Regions from separate parts of the Mus musculus genome. Here region 1 is linked to region 2. A link is a contact called in ENCODE Hi-C or POLR2A ChIA-PET data. All regions are on one chromosome and are shown on one strand. Each heading gives the region's core, a stretch centred on a gene start or an enhancer-like site at or near the end of the contact. The rest is flanking DNA. Distances are from core to core; before and after follow the strand shown. Region 1 holds the start of Cttnbp2nl (CTTNBP2 N-terminal like). Region 2 overlaps Cttnbp2nl (CTTNBP2 N-terminal like).

What was found. A loop is a pair of places that touch in the nucleus more often than their neighbours do. ChIA-PET counts read pairs that join two places held with the same protein, here RNA polymerase II (POLR2A).
Region 1: a map of heart shows a loop between it and region 2 (4-fold over the local background). The contact joins the promoter of Cttnbp2nl here to the enhancer-like site in region 2. A Hi-C loop is called at or near these places in 10 of 37 maps with a recorded cell type or tissue (Patski, gastrocnemius, heart and 2 more). POLR2A ChIA-PET finds 5 or more read pairs at or near these places in 3 of 5 experiments (Patski and embryonic stem cell).

Annotation. Positions count from the first base shown.
Region 1 is chr3:105,051,425-105,056,890 of GRCm38, reverse strand. Cttnbp2nl (CTTNBP2 N-terminal like) reads left to right here and starts at 3,938. Exons shown (of 6, transcript NM_001163332.1): 1 at 3,938-3,991.
Region 2 is chr3:105,014,748-105,019,734 of GRCm38, reverse strand. All of the region lies in intron 3 of Cttnbp2nl (CTTNBP2 N-terminal like), which reads left to right. It overlaps Gm40116 (a long non-coding RNA gene), which reads right to left. Exons shown (of 2, transcript XR_867543.2): 2 at 1,973-2,475. Among named protein-coding and RNA genes, the nearest start is that of Gm40116, 9.2 kb to the right of the region's middle. Within about 2 kb of position 2,279, at least 1 of the 3 ENCODE cell types and tissues checked has a DNase peak (open chromatin) inside an H3K27ac peak, as active enhancers do; it is heart, where a contact is called at or near this core.

The DNA.
Region 1 (5,466 bases), core at 2,689-5,188, 35 kb before region 2:
AACTTAATGGACAGTCTGTAGATGTTCACTCTGTCCTTCTGCCACCTGGGTTTCAAGAACAGAGCTCCCATCGTCAGGCTTGGCAGCAGGTGCCCTTACCCAGCCATCTCGCCGGCCCCACAAACCGAAAAGATGTTGCTGCATTCTCTATTGTCCTAACCCACTGAGCATGGTGAGAGGTGATGCAACACAGTAATTGTGAGGGTGTGCTCTGTATTTAGCCAGTCCAACCTCCTTTACTCTATCATTGCCTCCCAAACACTTAAAATGTCTACCTACAAAGTTCTCCCATTTCAGAAAAAGACTTGACCCAATTCTTCAGTTGTGGGCCTCTTTGAACTCAATTTTCCAAATCTGGAAAAATGGGAATATTAATATTCTTCCTAGGGTACTGACACAGGTGCTTTATATAAATTAACTCCACAGTACCTGGGACACAATTTAATATTTAATTGGTATAATATACACTATAAACCATTATATATTATAGCATATCATATAATATATAAGCACACACATATACAGATACACATACACACACACACACACACACACACACACATATATATATATATGATTAGGATTAAGTGAGGAGATTGCCGACTAGATTAGTACCAAGCTGGTCCTCTAAACACTACTGTCCACCCCAATCCTCAGAATGTGGACTAGTTTGGAATAGGGTCTTCGTAAACATCATGAGTTAAGATGAGCCAAGCACAGGGGTACATGCTTATACATCCACCTATTGTGATTTCCAGGCCAGCATGGTCTATATAAAGAGACACCAGCTCACAAAAGAAAACAGTCATAGTGCTCTCTAAGTCCCATATGTCTAAGTGTCTTTATGAAAGAGGAGGACATATAGAAAGAAATACTGAGGCAAAAGGGAAGGCGGCCAGGTCGAGATAGAGGCAGACACTGGGGTGATGCAAGAGCCAAGAAGTGCCAGGGAGTGCCTGGAGCCACAAATCAGGAGACAGTCATGGGATGGGTGTCTTCACAGCCCCCAGAAGGACACAACCTGTCAACAACTGCTTGAAGACCTCTGGCCTCCAGACAGAGAGAACATGCTGTGTTGTTCTAAGCCGCCCACTCGGTGGTGATTTGTTAACAACAGTTTATGACAGGGCAGTGACCAGACCTGGGTTTGTTGTCTTCATTTCCAGTATAACCTCTTTTGCTCTACCATGGCCTTCCAGGCCAGCAACAAACACTTAGGACATCTACGGTGCATTTGCCAATTGAGGAAAAAAGGGGGAAAAAATTGACCCAAATTGCAATCTTTTAGTACTTAAATGACATGAAGTCGTTGCCGGAACACGGGAACCATTTAATAAATATTAATGGACAAGCTGATTACACCAAATACCCCAGAACGCGGTGGACCGTGTTTACCTATTCAAGACATTGTGAGCCTATTTTCTCGCTCTACGTGCCAAGGACCCTAAGCTTATTTACAAGTTTTCCACATTAAGTCATAAGGTTCCAGAACTCACAGACACCGTTGAAGGCTGAAGGTTATCTGAGGCGCAGAGCCCTGCCTGTTCACTACCCCAGGGGTGATAAGTTGAAAGCCATCTAAACATTCTCAGGACTCTGAGTCTTACAAGGCAAGGATGACCTCATCCTGTTGAGCTTTTCTACCCTGGCTCAGGAATGGGCTTAAAGGAACCCGGAGCGTCCGTCCGGAGCTGCTCGGTGCTGTAAAGGATGTGGGTCACATGGTACTGTTTCCATTAGGTCAGCTTTGGAGTAGAATGGGTGGTGGTGGATTAATAGCTACAAAGGGAGGGAGAGGAAGGCTGGGCGAGCTGATTCACTGGAGCAAATCTTGGAGTGAGTCAGAATCCAGCAGAAAAATAGCCTGTTGTCCCACATCTGCCTCATTGTCTGGCAATGAGACACTTCCTCCGTGCATACCCACAGGCAAAGCAAAGGAAGGAGGAGGAAATGGATTCTTTTCAGGCTCCGTGGTACTATTCCTATACCTAATACTGTGACTTTAAATCACTTCGGACATTGTGTCCTATTCTGAGAGGTCTCCTTTGGCCATGGTGGTCTGCAGCACACTGTGTGGCCAAGAAGGATCTCAAATTCCTGCTTCTCCTCTGCCTCCATCTCCCACAGGATGGGATTTACAGGTGTGCACACCCTATCCAACAAGGCTGTCTTTCTGAATACAGAGCATGCTGTCTTTGCGAAACTCTTAGTGCTCTAGGTCATTGTTCCACAAGCACGGGGGCTGTACTGTAGCATCTCTGCATGCTGTCTCCAAGCCTGCAATGGAGTTGCTGGCTTTACTCTGCTGCTATGCTAATCACCACCCTTCCCTCTCAACAGGCCCCCCCACCACCCCCACCCCCACCCCCCACCCCCCCCCACCCCCGGTGGAAACTGGTGGCTGGTTAGCAGACTGTGGCACAGATTTGGTGTTATTCTTGTCATTTTTCTTTTCCAGTTCTTAACTCTATAGCCTTCCTCCGGTTCTCTTGGTTTCTTTGACTTCGTCTTCTCATCTTAATTTCTTACAGTGCTATCCACATTGCAGGGTAAGACAGTCTTCCCACACAGCACTGACACAGATAGTATATGGATGAACGAAGCGCTGTGTGGACAAGAAATACTGTTTGACTTCCTCTAAACCGTGATTACTTGGGCTGGGTATCTCTTTACCCAGACTGTAAACTGTACCTGTCTCGAGGGCTGTTTGCCTAGGGCAGTGGTTCTCAACCTTCCTAGTGCTACTGTCCTTTAATACAGTTCCTCATGTTATAGTGACTCCCTCAAACATAATTACGCTGCTACTTCATAACTGTAATTTTGCTGTTCTAGATTGTAATGTAGATATTTTTATAATGGTTGTCTAGGGGGTCGTGACCCACAGGTTGAGAACCATGAGCAGAGGGCTTTTTGTGTGTGTGTGTGTGTGTGTGTGTGTGTCCCTAATAGTCTCTTGCTGAATATTGTGAAAATTAGGAATAATGTATTCCGCGTAATATGTTACTTGTGCACTCAAATACTTGAGTTCTTATATGTACGTGTTACAAGTTCTTTAAAGCAATGCGGCTATTTAAACAGTTCAGTCACTTGTGGTGCTGAAGTGCAGGCTATGTATGGTAGAGTGCAATCTCTTCCCTCCAGGTCTTGTTTCTATCACTAAGATCTGCATTCCTGTGCTCAAGAGGCCAGCCATTTCCCCTCATCCTACTGTTCCGTTTCGGCTTCGTTACAAATGCATGGTCCACGGTATGACGGGGCCCAAACATATAAAATAGCCCCCCACATACATGAATGGCAAGCACAGTGTGGGGAAACACCAGGTAAGTTTGCAGCTATTTGGCTTTGCCCTGAAAGGCAAGTCGGTAGGGGTTATGCTCTCTACCAGGTGCTTCCACCCCAGCGTCTCCCTTTGTGTACATAGTGTGATGTGGTAAAGAAGATGGTCTTGCGCCCTTGCTTTCCAGCACCACACCCAAGGGGGAGAGAGAGAGAGAGAGAGGGAGAGAGAGAGAGAGAGAGAGGGGGGGGGGGCAAAGAAGACACGTTACTAGGTTTTCAATACTAATTCGAAAACAAACGCTAAAACTCACTTCTTTTATTCACATTTTAGATAAACCCTCAATTAAGCCACCACAAGGTGTTCCCAGGGTCCTGAAAAGTTGCAGAACCCGGGCGGAGACCAGAGCGAGCACAGACTCCAGCGGACCAGAGGAGGGTACTTCCTCCCGGAAGTGACGCCAGCTCAATCCCAGCCTGGCTCTCCCAAACAAAAGGGATCTTGCGGCCCCAGGAGGAGCCGGGATGACTTTGGAGAAGCCCCGCCTTCAGGCGGCGAGGATTGGTTTCAGAGCCGCAAGGGTAAAGCTATGATTGGCGAGGGTATCTGCCTGTCACTGCCGCCGGCGGGTAAGGGGCGGGTCCTGGGAGGCTGGGGATGGGGAGCGGGCGGCGGAGGCGGCGGCGGGGAAGGATCCCGGAGCGCCGAGGCCAGGTACGGAGCGTGGGCTCGGGGCTCTGCGGTGCCGGGGGAGCCGGGTCTCCGAGAGAGCCTCCTGGCCCGGAGCGTGAGTGGCTTTCAGCAGAAGTCCCTGTCGGGGTAGGGATGGTCCCCCTAGGGGGCGGGGCCGCCGCCTCCAGATCCCGGGATTCCCCAAGGAGGCGTCGCGGCATCCTCCGGGGTCTTTACGATTGTTCATTGTCTCTCGCTAGCCTCCGCCCCTCAGCAGGGGTCTCCTCCTGACCTGTCTCACTCTAGGTCGCCTTTTGCCCAGCCCTAGCCTCAGAGTGGTACTGGTGGGTACCGTTTTCTAGGCTGCAGCCCCCACCCCTATATTGGATCCCTGCGAATTCAGACATCCTTTCCCACATCTGTCCCTGCTGGCAAGCGTGGGTCCAGAACTAGGGTTCTGTATAAGATTTAAACACACACACACAAACCAGCGTTTTCCTTATGAGGGATGGGCGAGGGGGAGAAAAAAAGACGAAACCCAGACAGACACCTCCAACAGCCAAAGCGGCCTTTCCCCCTCTTTTAGCTCTTCCCATCCCCCAGCCTGTGATTGCTCCTACAGCCTCCCCAGATCCTGTATTCTCTTTCTGAGTGTTGAAAGCTCCCCGGCTTAAATTATACATTATCTTCTTCCCATCGCCCTTTGTACCTTTCTTGCCCTTTCTGTTTCTTTTGGGAGAAACCAGCTTTTAGGGGCTTTTTAGGTTTGAGTTGCCTTTCGATTTTGCTTTCTACCCGGTTTCTTCTCTTGAGAACTTAGTAGGGAAGCATCCGCATATTTCATAGCAAGGTGGGTGTGTTAGCTTTCAGCAGAGCTGGCCTTGTGTGGGTAGGAATGCAGTGTGTATTGTTTGACAGTCACTGAATAATACCATATTTTCAAATGAAATGGTGCCGAGGAGTCAGTAAATGCCTTTGCAGAAGGAGTCCCCATCTCCCAATTTGGAGTGGGCTGGTCCGTTGCTCAGGGAAACTGCAGTTAACCTTGAAGGTGTATGGCAGGTTGAAACAAAAGACAGGAAGTATTTGAACAAAATTCAGGTTCAGTTGGCTAGGTTTATAATTAATCTGGTCCTGTGGCCTCTGAGTACTGTCTCACCCCTCTTTTATAGTGGGATTTTACCCTCAAAGGAAACGAATATACATGTAATGTGGTGGTGTCTAGCACACCATCATCATCAACCAAAATTTAAAGCATTAAAATAAAAGGTACTTTTCAGTTTCAGAGAGAAGGGCAGATAAAAGCCTTGGGAATTCAATTTTCACGTCTCTGTAGAGTCCCTGTAAAGATCTACTAAAGTCTTTGGCATTTTAGCAGTTGCAAAGTACAAATGATTTTGTCCTGACATTAATGTCATTGAATCTCCAGTCATCATCTGTGGCCAGCAGTACCACCTATTAATTTTTCCATATTTTTAGCATTTTAAGTTTTTATCTCAAGTTCATTTTCCTGTTGG
Region 2 (4,987 bases), core at 1,030-3,529:
TCTCTTCTCTTCTCTTCTCTTCTCTTCTCTTCTCTTCTCTTCTCTTCTCTCCTTCCTTCCATCCTTTTTTCTTTCTTTTCTTTTTCTTTCCTTTTTTCTTTTCTTTCCTTCCTCTCTCTCTCTCTCTCTCCCTCTCTCTCTCTCTCTCTCGCTCTCTCTTTTTCTGATGGGTGGGAGTTAGTTTGAGACAGGCTCTCTTTGTAGCTCTCTGTCCTGGAACCCTCTTTGTAGACCAGGCTATCCCTAAGCTCACAGAGATCCTTCTACCTCTGCCTCCCCAATACTGGGATCAAAGGTTTGGGTCACCACGCCTAACTGGGAATTTGTTTTTCAGGGTTTGGGTTTTTTTGTTTTGGGTTTGTTGTTGTTGTTGTTTGTTTTTGTATCTTTTAGATAATGTTTATCATCATCTGTTTTCTCTATTTTCCAAATTAACACTATTTTAAATTTTTTTTAAATTTATTTTAAATTTATGTGTATACATACACATAAATAAATCTAAAACAGAAAGTACAAACTAACTTCAGACTAGAGAGATAGCTCAACAGTTAAGAATGTACACAGGCTGGCCTTTCAGAGGACTCAGGTTCATTTCCCAACACCCACGTCAGGCAGAGCACAACTGCCTGGAACTCCACTTCCAAGGTTTCATATGCCTCCTGGAGCATGCCCTCATGAGTACATACAAAGACACGTACACATAATAAAAATAAAAGTAATTTTTAAAAACTCCTTAGTTTCAGATGGGGCTCACGTGGGACTGTTGCTCAGTGGTGGGGTGCACAGGACACACTTAGTCAGCAGTAGCGCTGGAAACGGAGCTCATGAGATGTGACTGAGGAGGAGGAGCCGCCTTGTAGAGTGACTCTGAGGAGGGACGATGGAAGCTGTGCAGCTGTGAAGTGGCTCCTGACTAGACTTTCTCTATTTGTTTGTCTCTTTGTTTTGAGTCAGAGTCTCAGTATGTGTTGTTGGCTGGTATGGAACTCATAAAGCCCACCTGCCTCTGGCTCTCTAGTGTGGGGATTAAGGTGCGTGCCAGCACACCTGCTGTAACTGTAATTTGTCTGAATGGACTCCTAAACTTTGCACAAGGGCTCACACAACTTGGCCGGGATGGCGCAGACAGGTCAGAGGACAACTTTTGGGAGTCAGTTCTTTTCCTCTGGTGTGTAGGTCCCAGGGATCAAACCCAGGTTGTCAGTGTCCGTCTTGGCTGCAAATACCTATACTCACTGAGCCCTGGGCCTTTTCAATACAGTGAATACAAGAGCCTCAGTTCATCTCTAGTAGAGAGGTCTCCAGGTTCATAGGATTAACCTACCGTGTCCCACGGCCTGTGGGTTAGTCCCATTGTGTGGTACTCCAGAAGTTTGGGGTCAAGTGTCTCCCCACCATCACCACCGCTGTACCTATTTCCTGTGATTCATTAAGTCACTGATTGTACCGTTTATCTGCCAGAACCCACCCACTTCCAGGGTTGGCCGTTTCCTTCCTATTCCTTAGGAGGTTAAAGTCTGTGTGTCTTAGAAAACTCCAATCAAATAAACTCCACTTGGTGTTCTTCTAAACATGTGTGATGCAGTTCAGAAACCATTAAACAAGCAGAGGCTGCCCACCCTCGCTCCTGTTGTTTGTCCTTAAAAATGTAGCAGATTTTTATCTTCTTGAAGACTGAGAACTTTGCCTCACATGTTCAAATCTGCCTTCCTCTGTCACCGCCCACATCACAGCATATGCACTGCCCAGCAAACATAAAGTACTAAATAAATGCATGCAAAGTTTGTGTATTCTGGATATTTCAGTTATGCGGCTTTTCGTTTCTTTTGTATATTATATACTTGTTCTATAACCAAATCTCTTCTAGTAACACTTGCTAGTTTAAAATAAGATAGTCCTACTAATACCTTTTTAGATTAGCGTTTATATATTTCTTTTACCTTAAATAGAAAAGCAGAGTCAACAGTCAGACTTATTTGAGTCTTCCGTTTATTCCAGTGTCATTCATAGTTGAGACGTGATGCAAAGTAGATGTTACTTTGTGACATAGGGGACACAACACACTTGTGGGGTAACCCAGGAAGAACTTGCTTGAAATAACCTCACCCCTCACAGTGCTCTGCAGCGACTTCTCTTCTGGTTTTGAGGCAGGGAGGAAGCCGAAAAAAACCCAGGATTACTGTCTGCTATGCAGACTCCTAGCTGCCCAGACTCCGCAGTTAGGGCCTAACCGGAAGCTCGTTCCTGATAAGTTCTGAGTGTCAGCCTCCTCCTCTTCCTCACTGTGGACGAGCTTCTCGGCTCTGAGAAAGTTGGATGCTACTGTTTAATCTCTATGAAAGGAAATGGAGATGATAGTGTCGCCTAGCAGAAGAGGAATATGTGCTGGGCATGGTTGGTGGTGAATCCTGTATGCAGAGCACGCAGGAGACCAAGGTGAGAGGGTCTCAGTTCTAGACCAGCCATATACCAGACCTGTCTTAAGCAAACAGAGAAGAGAGATTGTTAGGATTAGGTTGGTGGGATGAAAACTCAGCACACTGCTTTCAGGTAAAAAGCATTTGGATGTTAGCATCCCTGTTTCTGCTGCTGCTGTTAAAATTGATTTGGGGACCCAGCAAAATGGCTCAGTGAGTAAAGGTGCTTGTCATCTCCATCCCGGTGACCCCAGTTCAGTTCTTGGGGCCCACATGGTAAAAAGATCCAGAAAACTGGCTCCCGCAGGTTGTCCTCTGACCTCCATACATGCTCTGTGTGGCATATAAATGGTTATTCACACATGTGCGTGTGATCACACTCTTTCTCATATATACATAGCAAAATGGAGAGGTGCTAAATTCAGTAGGTACCAGTCAGGACAATGAGACCCTGCTGCAGCTGCTGCTGAAATACAGCCTGACCACAGCAGATGCTGGGAAGGGTGAGACCTGAACGCTTCCAAGCTGCTGATAAGCAGTAGTGTAGTAGACCCACTCTGGGAACTGATGGAGCAGTTCTCATGATTAGACAAGCTAACGAGCTGTAATTACAAAAGAAGCATCTGCAAGCAGCTCTTACTCTGTTGCTAATACAGCTTTGTTCATAGAAGAATCCAACTTAGTAGACTCAAACATCAGTCAAGAGAGTAAATAAATGCAGTATATTCATATAGTAGCATACAGTGCAGCAGTAGAGGACAGATTACAGACATGCCACCTATGAGCATGAACTTCATTATACTGAGAACAGGGCCAGGTACAAAAGCGTGCAGCATGTGCGACTGTTTAGATGACTAAGTTAGTGAAAACAAAAGAACTCAGAACGGGGTTGGCCCTGCGGGGAGACTTCTGGTGGGGAGGGGCACGCAGTAACTTCCTGTTGAGATTTAGAATGCTCTGTGCTTTAACTGGGATATAGGTAACGGGATGTGTATGTTTGTATGGTGTCTGCACAGTGGGGACAGGGCAGAAGAAGATCACTCTCCACTCGTCACTTTATTCCCCAGGACAGGATCTCTCCCTAAACCTAGGGTTAGCTGGCAGTCAGCCTCTGTCTCCACACGCGCGCACACACACACACGCACACGCACACGTACATGCACACGCACACATACATACCCAGTGGTGGGCTTACAGGCCCATGAGAGGCCACTCCCAGCTTTTTTACATGACTATTGGGAATTTGGACCCAGGACTTCATGCTTGCACGGAAAGAACTATTTACCCACTGAGCTGTCTCTCCAGCCCTAAACTGAACTCTAATGTATAATTCTTGGCCATTTGGATTTTCTCTTTTCATTTATGGTCAGTGTCTGGCTTTTGTTTTGTTTTGGTTTAGTTTGTTTGTTTTTACTTTCGCTTTTTTAGTTGGTTGGTTGTTTGGTTGGCTGGTTGGTTGTTTGGTTGGCTGGCTGGTTGGTTGGCTGGTTGGCTGGTTGGTTGGTTGGTTGATTGGCTGGTTGGTTGGTTAGTTCATTGGTTTTCGTTTTTCAAGACAGTTTCTCTTTGTGGCCCTGGCTGTCTTGGAATTCATTCTGTTCACCATACTGGCCCCAAACTCAAAGATCCACCTGCCTTCTGCCTCCCAAGTGCTGGGATTAAATGTGTGCACAACCACACCCAGCTTCAGTGTCTGTTTTTATTTGTGATCATTGGGCAGGAAGATGAAGAACTGGAGTTGTAGCCTGGCTGCTTACCTAGGAGGTCCTGGGTTCCATGACCCATTCTAATGAGAGGTGGTTGTCAGGGCAGAGTCCTAAGCATTTGCCAGTGGGGATAGCTAGGAAATCTCTTAACTCACTCACTTCTGTTATAAACCTAAAACTGCTGGGAAAGGGAAAGGATTTTTTTGTTTTTGTTTTTATGTGCATTGAAATCCTTAATTTATGTTCAGGAATACTTGCCCTTTATCTGTTCTTTCTTCCCTGTTCAATTCCCGTACACATTTTTGTTCCCCACATCAAAAAGGTAAGCATATGGATCCAGGCCAGAAAGTACCATAGCCCCCATAGCCTCATTCCTGGAGGGAAGGGATCCGACAGAAGGACAGACATACTCCACATTCCTTTGGTTTCATCAAAACCTGTGACAGACTTTGGAATTAGGGTGTTGATACCGCTCCTTGTGGCCACACTCACAGCTACTTAAGATTAAACCCACTCTCAGTCCTGAATAGAATTTAGGACACTTTGTCCAAATAATGATAAATAATTGTCTAATCTTATGTAAATAATTGCCTTTATAAATATCTGTGCTTGAAGATTACTTTGAAGAGTGTTTGAAGTTCATCCTACTTCAAAGGCAGTTGAAATAATCACCTCATTCTTGTAGAAGTTAGAGGGCAACCTATAGGAGTTGGCCCTCCCACAGTACAGGTCTTGAAGATCAAATTGAGGTCATTAAGCTTGGCAACAAGTACCTTTACCATCTAAGCCATCTTATGTGCCAAGTTATTAGTTTGCTTTGCTTTGCCTCAAGACAGGATCTCATGTAGCCCAGGCTGGCCCCAA